Linked DNA regions of Homo sapiens: region 1 is linked to region 2. A link is a contact called in ENCODE Hi-C or POLR2A ChIA-PET data. All regions are on one chromosome and are shown on one strand. Each heading gives the region's core, a stretch centred on a gene start or an enhancer-like site at or near the end of the contact. The rest is flanking DNA. Distances are from core to core; before and after follow the strand shown.

Region 1 (6,462 bases), core at 3,145-5,644, 290 kb after region 2:
TTTTCCCCTACCTTTATTTTCCCTCAGGTCTGTGATACTCTACTATTTAATACATTAGGTTCATGTCTGTTATAATGCTATTGTGAGTTATACTTTAATAAATGTAAAATGATCCACACTCCAATTTAATGACGCTTGCCTTGACTTTTTTCTTCCTTTCCTTTCCCTTTCCTTCTTTCTTTCTCTTTCTTTTCTCTTTCTCTTCCTTCCTTCCTTTCCTTTCCTTTCCTCTCCTCTCCTTTTCTTTCTTTTTCTTTCTTTCCTTTCTTTCTTTTCCTTTTCTCTCTTTCTTTCTTTCCTTCTTTCTTTCTTTCCCCTTTCCTTTCCTTTTCATTTTTCCTTTTCTTTTCTTTCTTTCTTTCTTTCTTTCTTTCTTTCTTTCTTTCTTTCTTTCTTTCTTTCTTTCTTTCTTTCTCTTTCTCTCTCTCTCTCTTTCTCTTTCCTCTCTTTTCTCTCTCTCTTTCTTCCCTTTCCCTCCCCTCCCCTCCCCCCCTCCCTTCCTTCCTTTCTTTCTTGCTTCCCCCCACCATCTCTCTCTCTCTCTCTGCCTTGCCTTGCCTTTCTCAAGGTCTCACTCTGTTGTCCAAGCTGGAGTGCAGTGGCATGAACTTGGCTCACTGCAACCTCTGCCTCCCAGGTTCAAGTGATTCTCCTGCCTTAACCTCCCAAGTAGCTGGGATTCAGGTGCCCACCATCACACTTGGCTAATTTTTGTATTTTTTAGTAGAGATGAGGTTCTACGATGTTGGCCAGGCTGGTCTCAAACACCTGACCTCAAGTGATCCACCCACCTTGGCCTCCCAAAGTGCTGGGATTACAGGCATGAGCCACCACGCCAGGCCACCTTGACTTCTTTCTAGTTTGCTAATTATATTGCTTTACCTGCTAACTTCTGTCTTTCATCCTTCTCCTTTTCCTTCTGTCTTTCCTCCTTCCTTAGCTTACCTTTTGGTATTGTTCTGATACAGTAGTAACTGACTTATAATCTGAAGAGATTGAGACACAATTATAAATAGCTTTTTTTTTTCCTCTTAGATCTCTGCCTTCAAAAGTACCCTGCATATTTCCCTTCCCTAGTTCCTGATGATATTTTGGATAAAAATGTCTATTTCAGTCTAATATAAAACTCTAATATCTCATCGATTTGCACTTCCCCACTGTGTCCCCCTAACCCAAGCTCAGGACATTGATGAGACAGGCAGGGTCTGTTTCTCACTGTTCCTTTTTCTTTTTGTGGCTCTTTTGGGGTGGTGGTGTGTGTATAGGAGAAGCAATGAGAGAAAAAGTCCTGAAACTTGAAGAACATAGTAATCCTATGTTGTAGTGATGTCTTGTCTCATATCATCTGGCCTTAGGTAGTTTCTGTGTGGTAGGACCCAATAGGATGTGTGTGTGTGTGTGCGTGCGCACACACACACAGAGAGAAAGAGAGAGAGACAGAAATTAATTTTAAGGAATTGGTTTATGTAATTGTAGAGAGCCAGTAAGTCCAAAGTCTGCAGGGCAGGCCAGTAGGCCAAGGAGCCAGGAAAAAGTAGATGCTCCAGTTTGAGCTTGCAGGCAGTCACCTGGTAGAATTCCCTCTTTCTTGGGGGATATCAGTCTTTTCTCTCCTTAGGCCTTCAACTGATTGGATGAAGTCCGTCCACATTATGAAGGGTAATCGGCTTTACTCAAAGTACATTGATGGAAATACTAATCTCATCTAAAAATACTTTCAGAAAAACATCTAGAATAGTGCTTGATTGAATGCCTGAGCACTGTGGCCTCTCCAAGTTGGCACATCAAATTGACCATCACAGACCCAGTGCATAATTCTTTTGTCTCTGTGACCTTCTCCCCACAGCTCTCACCCCTGCAGTACGCTTCTTTCCGTTGGGTTTCCTCCGCCTGTAAGTCACCTTTCTTGAAGGGGTATCTTCAAGAAGACCCAAGCCTGCCTAGCTTTCCTGGTGTCCTCCTGGCCATAGGAAACTCTCCTGTTTTTGTCTCACTGCACCGTTACCTCTTCTTTTCCATACCATTCTACTCCAGCCAGGTTCCAGCTTTCATCATTCTCCAGAGAAGACATCTCCATTTTCACATAAGCTCCCCAACTCTCAAGAAGACATGTCAAACTTCAAAGAACTTTTTTTACTATGTGCTCCCATGCTCTGATGGCAACATCTAAATAGGTTTACAAGTTTCTGAAGTTCAGCATGTGAAGGGGTCAATGGGGGAACTGAGATGCAGATCCCCTTTTCTTGAGGACACCTCTAATTTGGTTTCACAGAGCTGGGAGATGGTGCTCCCTCCTCTCCTCCACAAAGAGAAAAGCCACGGCACACTTCCTCACTGCGGCCCCCTCTAAAATCTTTCTCTATTCAACTAACGTTCTTTTGAGTTATTTTCCTTTATGTGATCTGGTTGCCATACAGAGGATGAAGCCCTCTTTTATAATATAAACCCTGAAGGGCATGTATGGCAGGTTCTTAATGTTCTCTTTGGAATTTGATGCTACATAGCTTCTAATATACTGAATTTTGGGACTCTAAACAACATTCTAAAACAATAGGAAAAGTCTTTCCAATATCATGATGTGATCATCATTGCTGTTTCTTTTATTTTTAATCTTTTTAAAATTTCACTTAACTTTTATAAATAGAGATTTGTATTTTAAAATATTCCAATGTGTGGAAATGTTTCTTGTAATAAAAGGGAATATTCCCTTTAATTTTTCTCATGCACCTATATTTGGTTTTTCCTCACTTAGTTTATGCTGTTTTTCTATCCCCTTGTGCTTTCTACTGTTTTCTGTCTTTGATTACATGTACTGAGTGATTATTTTGTTTTTTAAATCGTGGTTTTTAAAATTTTTTAAATTTAAGTTCCAGGATACATGTGGAGAACGTGCAGGTTTGTTACATAGGTACATGTGTGCCATGGTGGTTTGCTGCACCTATTGACCCATCTAAATTGTGTTTTAAAAATTAAATGATTTGCCTTTATTTGTGGTAGTGATTGCCTTTAATATTATCAAATATCTAATTAAACTTTCTCCCTTTATTGAAATCAAGAACAGAATTATAACTTCTTTTGTTTTTTTTCTTGGGACAGTTTCACTCTTATTGTCCAGGCTGGAGTACAATGGCATGATCTTGGCTCACTGCAGCCTCCGCCTCCTGGGTTCAAGTGATTCTCCTGCCTCAGCCTCCCGAGTAGCTGGGATTGCAGGCATCTGCTGCGATGCCTGGCTAATTTTTGTATTTTTAGTAGAGATAGGGTTTCGCCATGTTGACCAGGCTGGTCTTGAACTCCTGGCCTCCGGTGATCTGCCCGCCTCGGCCTCCCAAAGTGTTGAGATTATAGGCATGAGCCACCGTGCCTGGCTTGGAATTATAACCTCTGACTCCTTCCTTTGCCCAGCGAAGAATTTAGTCTGTCTCATGCTTTTAAGTTCCCATCCTTTCCCGTTGGGTCCTTTAAGGGCTGGTTAATTTAAATGGATATAACAAAGCCACATTTTTATTAAATATCATTTATTGTTTTAACCATGGAAATTATTTTTTAAGACTTATTGGTACTTTGGATTTTGAATTGAATTTTTCAAGCATTTTAACAAATTTTGTGCTTACTACCAGTATATTTATGTTATCATTTTTACTTTCTTGCATTTATAATTTTGATTCATCACTTGTTTACTTATATTGTTTTTGATTAAGCTTTCAGGAAGGCTATTGTTATACTTTCACAATTTCTGTATAGCTAGATAAATCTTTTTACTATTTTCACATCCAAATGAAGTTTTTCTGTATTTTAAATTCTTGAGTCAAAACAATAATTTCTCAAAATTCTGTAAACATTGTTTCATTGCACAGTGATGTTTAGTATTTCTAAGAAATCTAACGTAAGATGGACATTTTTCTGTTCGAAGGTTCCTCGTATATTTTCTCTTCCATTGACATTTAAAACTTTCACTGGGTTAGACCTAAGTGTAGGTCTTTTAAATTAGCTTTCTTAGAATTAATCTTTCTTTAAAAAAAATCTTCAGATTGGGCATTCTGATTTCAGAGAATTTTACTAATCCAGGGATTTTACCGATAGTATTCATTAAAATATTTTTGAATTTAAAGAGAACTCAAACTCAAGTTTGCTTAAACAACAAAGTGTTATGTTAGATAAAAAGCTGAATGGTGCAGAGACAGGAAGGTGTTTAGGTGTCACATACCCTAAATTCCTATTGTTATTAGGGCATCAATTCTCCTGGCTCTGCCCCTTCTAATCCTTTGTAAGCTTCATTCTCAGCATACTTTCCCTCACTTAAGTGATATGGTTGCCAGCAGTTTCCAGGGCTGCAGCCTTCTCTATTCATACCCAGGAGGAGAGACAGCGTCTGTTCTCACATTTGTTGAATAAAAGCTCTGTGTTTCACTCTGATTGGGTAATCGCAGGTCATATGCCCACTTGGAACCAATCACTATGAGACCGAGGCAGGGCTTAGACCAGTCAACTTGGTTTCACTTCTGTTCTCATCTCTGTTATGGTTTGTATTTCTTACATCTTTCTTTTTTGTTTTGGGAGACTTTCAAGTTTATCCTCTACTTGCTGAGTAGGTTTTTGTCAGTTTTGCTTTTTACTGCCTCTAATGTGAATTTTAATACAATTTCATTAAAACATATTGTATCTTAGTTTTTAGTCTTCTTCCCTTTATTTCTGCCTTTATTGCAATCTATTCTCTTCTGCTAGTCCCCTGTATTATTTTTTTTTCCTAAGAAACTGTCTTTTTGTATTTTGGGGGAGATTGTGAAGAAATTTTGAAAACATTCTGGGCTGTAGAACAATGTGAATGTCTTTAATGCCATTAAACTGTACACTTAAAAATGGTTAAAAATATTTATTTTATGTTAGGTATAATTTAACACAATAAAAATTCTTCTTTTATAGAAAATAATTCTCAATGTGTATTCTTCCTCCAGCTGTTCAGAATAATATTTCCTTTCCCTTGTAATAAAACATTTTATTAGTCCACATGTTTTGTTTATTTGCATGCATTTTTATTAACTTATCTCTAGCCTTAGCAGGATTTACCTAAGTTCGGTTTGCTAAAAGTCAAGGTATATGCAGTGATAGTAGTAACTTTTTGAGTAAATATGACTTTTCTTCTCTGGTCTAGACCTGGAATGGTTCACATGTTCAGAATCCCCAGGACAAATTCTAATTTTTGGTAGAAATTTAGTAGGATCTTTTATTCTTTTAATTCTTGTTTCCTTGTGTTTTACTTTATAGGATATGAGGCAGTATTTTGTCTTCTTTGCATATGCAAGTGTTATATATGAGAGATTATGCCCTTAGCATGTACTGCTTCTAGAAACTCTAACTTTACTTTACATCTATGAAGCGTTTCTGAAGGTGTCTACACATCCAGGATGAAATATGCTACAGCCAGTTTCCTCTACCTGTTGGCATGTTGGGAACTGAGATTTAGAGTTTTTCATACAAGTGAGAGAAAAGTGACTCTTAGAGGTGGTGGAAGCATAGAAGCACAGGAGGTCTGGACAGATAATAGTTCTTAGGCACTGTGTGTGTGTGTGTGTGTGTGTGTGTGTGTGTCTGTGTGTGTGTAAAGGGGCAAGAATTTACTGTTTGAGTTTCTGGTCATTATAGCTACTCTATATGAGTACATCTTTTTTTCTAAAAATTGATCCTGTCCTGGAGGTTCCTTTTCAGATATTTTAATTGATGCTAATAATTGATTCTGCAACTAGTGCAAATTGCCCTGGCTTTTGTCAAGTTTTCTCCAATGTCAGGAAACAACATCTTCCAACTGTTGAAGAGAACGACCTCCTGTTCTTTCTCGCTCTAAATTAAGAAAATCTGACCAACATGAATCAGGTGCTGTGCTGGTTATTAAGATAGCATCTCTCAGTTCCAAATAAATCTTCTCAAGTTGGCTTTGTGATGCTGGGTCTGGGACATTCTAACCTACATTCTTCTTCCCTCCTCTGCCATCTGGTTCTCTATTAGGCTGTACCCCTAGAGAGCCTCAGAAGAAGATGGAAAGGCAGGATGAAGGGGAGAAGGGCCCTCCTCTCTCCTGCTTGCTGGTCCATCAGCATCACCCTGTAGCATTTTGCCTCAGCAGGGGCAGTTGGTTCCAGCCTCCTGCTTCTTTTGGCACTCAGATCTGGAAACAGCTGTCAGTGCCCTTCGTTGGAGGTCTGAGCTGGGTCCCTGGGCTTCTCCTTCCTCAGAGGTCTGAACTGGGTCCCTGGGCTTCTCCTCTGAGCTCCCAGGTCTTAGTGATTGCAACCTTTTCTGTTTGTCCTATAGCCCTAAGGGTGGAAGATGTTTCCTGAGCTTTGTACCTCTGGTCTACCTCAGTGTTTTCATTTGTTCATTTTACCCTCTAATTCCAATGTTGAAATTGCATGTGTGGGTTCGTTTTCCTGTTGAATCCTAAGTGATGCTGGTGCTTAGTACTTA
Region 2 (6,503 bases), core at 1,947-4,446:
CTTTCTTTCTTTCTTTCTTTCTTTCTTTCTTTCTTTCTTTCTTTCTTTCTTTCTTTCTTTCTTTCTTTCTTTCTTTCTTTCTTTGGCAGAATCTCACTCTGTTGCCCAGACTGGAGTGCAGTGGTGTAATCTAAACTCACTGCAAGCTCCACCTACTGGGTTCAAATGAGTCTTTGGCCTCAGCCTCCCGAGCAGCTGGGACCACAGGCATGCACCACCACACCCGGCTAATTTTTGTATTTTTAGTAGAGATGGAGTTTTGCCATGTTGTCCAGGCTGGTCTAGAACTCCTGACCTCAGGTGATCCGCCTACCTCAGCCTCCCAAAGTGCTGGGATTACAGGTGTGAACCACCACGCCTGGCCAGAACCCTTCAGTTTTCTTTAACACTTCGGAAGTTGATGATCACCATCCATCTCAGCTGCTGGGGACTCCCCAGCTTCTTCCACAAACATTTGGCATGTGCCAACCATGTGCTCTCCTTGCAGTCAGGCACCTCTCTGGTGTGGTGTTTCCAGGTTAGTGGATCCAATGCTATTAAGTTGGTGCAAGAGTAATTGGTTTGTTCTACAAATACTTTTAATGGCAAAAACCACAATTACTTTTAGCACCAAACTAATAGTTATACCACAATGATTTTGTTAGCCTTAGGCAGAGGGGTGTCTTAAATTACTTGCATTTAGACGTTGCCAAAATAGTAAAATTATTTTAATAGCCTAAGAATAAGTTCAGGGTCCTTGAGCCTCCACAATGTAAATAAAAGGTTTTTTTCTGATCGCTTGTAAGTGGCAAAATAAATAGTCCTCTGGCACTCTTCAGTATTTAGAAGCTGTTTGACTGGAGGCAAACATACACAGACTGGTTTGCTCTTCGGATAGGGAAAGTCTTTCTCTCTTCCTCACCCCATGTTTCTCCCTTGCCTCTTCCACATGTTCAGAAGCATGGGAGAGCAACCTGCCCTTCCCTCTCTTAGCTTCTCTGCAGGATGGCGGAGTGGCTTGTCTAGTTGGTGAAATGGGAGAGGGGCTCTGAGCACGTGCAGGGCAGCACCTTCTCGGCTAAGCACAAATGCTAAGTCAACACGATTTGCTCTATACAGCATTTTCCAAATTCGCCTGTGCTGGAATTTATGTTTTCTCTGCTCATTGTCTGAATTTTACATAAGCCAGCTATCAGCAGGGACCTACCAAGGTCACAGTAAATAGCTAAACTTGGCTTGAACCTACAGTTTCTTCCCACTCTGGGGATAGAGAGGGGCTGATGTAGTCAGGGTCACTGCAGCCTCCAGGACCCCAAGTCTTTGCAGGTAGTCTCTGTCCCACATCACAGCCACCCAGATGTGACCACAGCTGCTTCTGAAGTCGCCAGAAAGTCCCATTCACCCCAGTCACAGCCGGGGGTTGAGTATGTTTCCTTGCAGAGAGGGGCATTCCGCCTCTCTAGGCAGCTTCCCGTTACCTCGCTGACACCCCCCTTCACCTTCCTGTCTTTCTTTTCACCTCTTTCCTCCCACCCATCCACCCTGCCTCCATACCAACCACGGGAAGCCCAGGCCATGCTCTCCTCACAGACCTTGTGCCCACCACACCCATGCCCCTCAAGGGCTCACTATTTAACCCTAGTACTTCCCAAGTAACCCTTCCAACAAAGGAGTTTCCTCTCAAAGAGGAATTTTGGTGGCAGCTATTTCAGATGGTATTTTTTCATCCCCAGGACCGCTTGTACTGCCTTTATGGTACGTAGTTTACCCACAGCACATCTCCCTGTGGCCAGGGACAGCATGGAACCCCATCACTACTTGTTGCTGCCCACAGGGAAATGTCCCCACTGATTTCCGCTCAGTTATCACTCAGTCAGGGACTCAGCTTTCCTTCGCGGTCCCTTACCCAGGTTCCTGACCCGAAGGTTAGGGGGACGTACACGTGTCCGGGACGTTGTCTACAGGAGAACTTGGCAGAGGCTTCTGTGGGGGCAGCTCACCCTCCTTGCTGGACTTCTCTGACAGAGGAACCTTCTTTCTTCTGCTTAGGGTGCTCCTCATCCTTCTGGAATCCAGACCATCCTCCACTCCTGTTTTCAGTGGCCACCATCTTTTCTCTCTCCTTCCTCAACCCTCTGAGGAGAAAAGTATTTGTGTTTCACTGAAGTGGAAGTGAGTGTTTTCTTTGGACCTTTGTTTCTGCATTGGGGTGTAGTCTGGGGAAGAGAAAATGGCCATGGGGTATAGGTAACAGAGAAGAGGGGCAAGAAATATGCACACAGCCATGTAAGGTAAGGGTTCACAGGCTGTACACTGTGCAAATGCGGGAGTCCCATTCACACAGTGATATGACATGAAAGTGGATTCACAACCTGATGAAAATGCCACCTTTGAGCTCTGCCTTCTCTCAATCAAGGGCAGTGTGGACACATAGAGAGAGGAACGTGCTTTGAGCCTGAGAGATTCTGATTTGAGTCACCCCAGCTATGTTACTATCTCACCATATAGTCCTAGACAACTCCCTTAACATCTCAGAGCCCCAGTTTCCTTATTTATAAAAGGACAGCAATAGCGCCTCCTTTACAGAGTTGCTGTGAGGGTGAAATGAGATCTTTTGTAGTTGCCTGGCATGTAGTAGGTGCTCAATAAATGTCATTTCCCCAGAAGCATTGTCCTGGTTGAAGGAGTGTTTGCCAATTTCACTACTGGCCCTTTTCCAGTGAAAATATTCAGGGTCTTTCCGTAGATGGTGAAGGAATGTCTGTTGGAGGCTGAAGAAGATACAAGTATTCTTCTTACAGCATAATTGAAGAAAATAATGAATTTATCAAGATACGTGGCCAGTTGAGGCATCCCAGAAAGTTGAGTTTTAACAACAACTAAGACAACGTATAGAGCACGAAATGTTAGGCACAGTTTTAAGCCTCTTCCATGTATTATTGTGCCATTGAAAATGGACCCTTCTGGGACACAGCATTCAAGACTCTGGGATTTTGTGTCTTTGTAAAAGGGAGAGAAGATGTCTTTTTATTTATTTATTTTGAGAAGATGTCTTTTCTTTGCTTCATATCCACCCTCCTGGCATTGTCTGGTACATTATATGTCTTTGCGTCCCCACATCTGGCCTGTTCCTATCAGCATTCTCTCTCTTTTGAGCAGTTCCTTATCTCTGAGCAATGAACTGAGCCATTTCCCAAAGATGGGCATAATCCGTGGGTCTCCTGCGTAGGCGGGAGCCAGCTTGTACTGGCTGTGGAGAGCTGACGGGGGCAGCTTTTCCCAGCTCTTCAGCAATGAGGTCTCGCTAGTCCTTGAAATCAGCCACCATGCGAGAGTTTGCATCAGGGAAATCAGCAAATGCTACCCATCGAGACCACTCCCTCCCGGGTAGCAACACCGTGGCTGGCCCCACACATTGGGAAGAAAAGCTCAGCAGGAGGTTTCAAACTTGGATGGAAGAGCTGGTAGAAAACCTTTGTTTCATAGACATGCTTTAAAGGTGGAATTTCAGGTAGGAAGTCTTTCTGCATCTATTAAACTCAAAATTGAGGAAGAGAAGTAACAGGTCTTCAAAAACTAGGCTGAAAGATGTCCTCCGCGGACCAGGTACATCTTTAGTATAACAATCGTGGCTGGCAACAGCTTAACACGCTCAGGGACATCTTCATGTTTCTCATAATGCAACGTTTCAGGAAACTCTGGAAAGTAAACACGAGGTCACAGATTCAGTTCTGGTGAACTAAAACTCAAAAAAATGGTTCAGCATATCCTGAACTCAGTGTTTGTACACAAGATGGCGCTCTCTTCTTAGGAGAAGACAATTGGAACACTTGCTAACCCCTGAACTCTCTTTGCATGTTGTGATCGATCGCATTGGTGCAATTGGTGTGAGCTGAGCAATATTAAGGTCAAAATCATTGGCTTGATGCCTTATAAATGCATTTCTGTGAATATACGAGTTAACACTAATTATTTCCATTCCTGGGGAGGGGAAGGGTAGGAGAAAAGACTAAGCCAACTGCAAACCCCGTTGCTGGTGAGTCTTCTGTTCACAGACAGAGAGGAAATTAGAACTGATCTCTGTGTTCACATAAGTGGCCAAAGAGTCCTTAGTCTCCCAATGGGAGACAAAGCTGGGTGTCCAAATTCCTCTGTAGGACCCTGCATCTGAATTCACGGGCCGCCTCTCCCCTAACCCCCGCCCCGCCGTGCCCCTCATCCCTACAGGTCGTTTGCTATACATCACCAGTTCTGTAAATTACAGACACAGTCCCTGTCCCTCTTCCAACTTGGCACAGATTCAGGCACTGACCAATCTACTTTAGGTGCCCTGTCTTCTCCCAGCCCTGGCTAACTTGCTGGCTCTGGAATACCCATCTTCTCTGGCAGTTCACCATATCTGAGTGCCCCAGCTCAAAGCCTAGCCTTTTCCTTTGGCCCATTTTGGTCACAGATGCCAGCTTTCACCCTCTAACCCAGACTGGAACAATGGTCTTAGAGGCCACTTGCCCTATGGCCTGGCTAGAGGTCCCTCCAGCCATCACCTCTGGTATTGTCTGCTGGGTTTTCCGCTGATTGTGGTCCCTCAGGCTCTTTGTCCTGTTTCTGAGTGCAGCCCTGCTCTGGCAGTGTGCCCGGGAGACCACTTCCACGTGCTTGGCTCCTGCTGTCCTTGTTGCCAACTATTCTTGGCACCTGGACATTTATCGTGCTGTTCCCCAAGTCCTTTGCTCCGGGTGATTGCACTCCAGGTTGTTTCTCTGCCTCGCTGAGAAATGAAGAGCCCTTCCTAAACCTCCCAACTCTGCTCTCAGCACCGCACCCTCCATTCAGTAGGAACCGTCTTGGGAAGTGGACTCTTGGGGGTTTTGTGAACTAGCCCTCCTGTCTCTTTGTTAAGTTGTGAGGAGGCTGCAGACATCCTGTGCATGTTAGATTAGTCCACATTTCAGAGCCAGGAGGAACAAGAAACATGATGGCCTCATAGTCTAGCCTTTGCAGACTTTGCCAATGACATGGGTAGGTTGATCCTGCCTCACCTCATCCCGGCTGGTCCTGATCAAGTCCTCCTGCCCCCAGCTGAAATCTCACTGTGCTAACTTCAAGGGAACGATCATGTTACGACACCAGGATTTCTTGCTTCCCATCTATTCTTTTTCTTCCTTACGTTTTAAGTATTTCTAGAGCTGGAGAGGCCCAAGAAGTCAAGTGAGAGTTTATTTAAGGTGAGCAGATCATATTTGAATGCAGAAGGGAAAGATCTCGTTGGTAGGGAAAACAAAAGTATTTGTGATTGCTTGCCGTGGAGAGCAAAAAAGCCAGGGCTTTCAGCCATTCATTGCCCAAAATCACAGCACTCACAGGAGTAGAAAAGGTCAGAATAAGCCATGGGGCCAGTCTGTGACTCACCATTTCTTTTGAAACCAAAGGTTCACTTCTCTGGAGACTAATTCTGTTCTTACTTTCCTAATTCTACCTTGGAGAGTTCCTTCCTCAGTCCTAGGCTTTGATCTGTTCTTGGAATTTCAATCTTTTCTCTTTCAGGCACTGTGACAAATTGATGTCATTCATATCCCACACCAATGGTCTCTCTATACCTATGCCTTTTGCCCTGTAACCTTGCGGTCCCTGCCTACTCTGACTCTGGGACTTACTGTGGTCAATGGGACAAGAGCAAACTGGATACAAATTTGGGCTTGTTTGCTTCTCTCTTTGTCATCAACTCCTGCCACCTTATGAGAACAAGCCTGGGCTATCCTCCTGGAGGATGAGGGATCATATGGAACAGAGCTGAGTCATTCTAGCTTGAGGTAGTCTTAGACCAGCTGACCCCTAGCTGACCTGCCAGACATGTGAGTGTGAGCCTGCTCAGATCAATAGGATAACCCAGCCAATCCACAGGCTCATGAGCAAACATACATCTTTATTGTTGTGTTCCACTGAGGTTTTGTGGTTGTCTGTTATGGAACAATGTTGCGGCAATAGATAACTTATAGTGGAAAAGAATGGGAGGACCATAGAAGGTTTCTTACCCCTGAGATTCTGGGGGTGATTAAGTTCTTTCTTCACCTCTCTGTAGGCTAGTAGGAGTAGATTGGCAAAGTGCTCAGAGAGTCTGATGACCCATTTTTATTAAAAGAGCACAAAAGATCATAGCTGCTTGAGCCAGATGTATGTGTGGGAGTGGGATCTATCTGGATATGGGGATGGATGTTTGTAATCCTCACTTGGGCTCCATGATTGACTCCTGGTAACTAAACTATATTTTATTTATTTAGTTGAAGAAGTAAACACCTTCTGCATGTGGGGCACACTTGTAGACTTTGGGCTTGTCATGTGTGACACAACACCTGCCCACATGGCACTACAGTCCAACAATCGGAACTTCATCACTTGGATTACTACAATCATATTAATAATGGAAAAGAACTCTTTAACTTGTTTCCAGTCCAATCCATCCTGCCCACTACTGCCAGATTTATTTGCCCCAAATCCCAATTCACTTCCAAACTTTTCCTTCTCTG

The links. A loop is a pair of places that touch in the nucleus more often than their neighbours do. ChIA-PET counts read pairs that join two places held with the same protein, here RNA polymerase II (POLR2A). Pooled maps may share reads with other maps.
Region 1: a loop to region 2 is called in a map of Caco-2, with 2.4 times the contacts of the local background. The contact joins two enhancer-like sites. A Hi-C loop is called at or near these places in 1 of 168 maps with a recorded cell type or tissue (Caco-2) and 4 of 50 pooled maps. POLR2A ChIA-PET finds 5 or more read pairs at or near these places in 1 of 52 experiments (OCI-LY7).

Annotation. Positions count from the first base shown.
Region 1 is chr7:136,082,542-136,089,003 of GRCh38, forward strand. It overlaps a transcript of LOC105375523 not described here. Among named protein-coding and RNA genes, the nearest start is that of MTPN, 110 kb to the left of the region's middle. RefSeq lists a silencer at 4,334-4,403. Within about 2 kb of position 4,395, at least 4 of the 41 ENCODE cell types and tissues checked have a DNase peak (open chromatin) inside an H3K27ac peak, as active enhancers do.
Region 2 is chr7:135,797,489-135,803,991 of GRCh38, forward strand. No RefSeq gene overlaps it. Among named protein-coding and RNA genes, the nearest start is that of FAM180A, 52 kb to the left of the region's middle. RefSeq lists a silencer at 1,586-1,806. Within about 2 kb of position 3,197, at least 2 of the 41 ENCODE cell types and tissues checked have a DNase peak (open chromatin) inside an H3K27ac peak, as active enhancers do.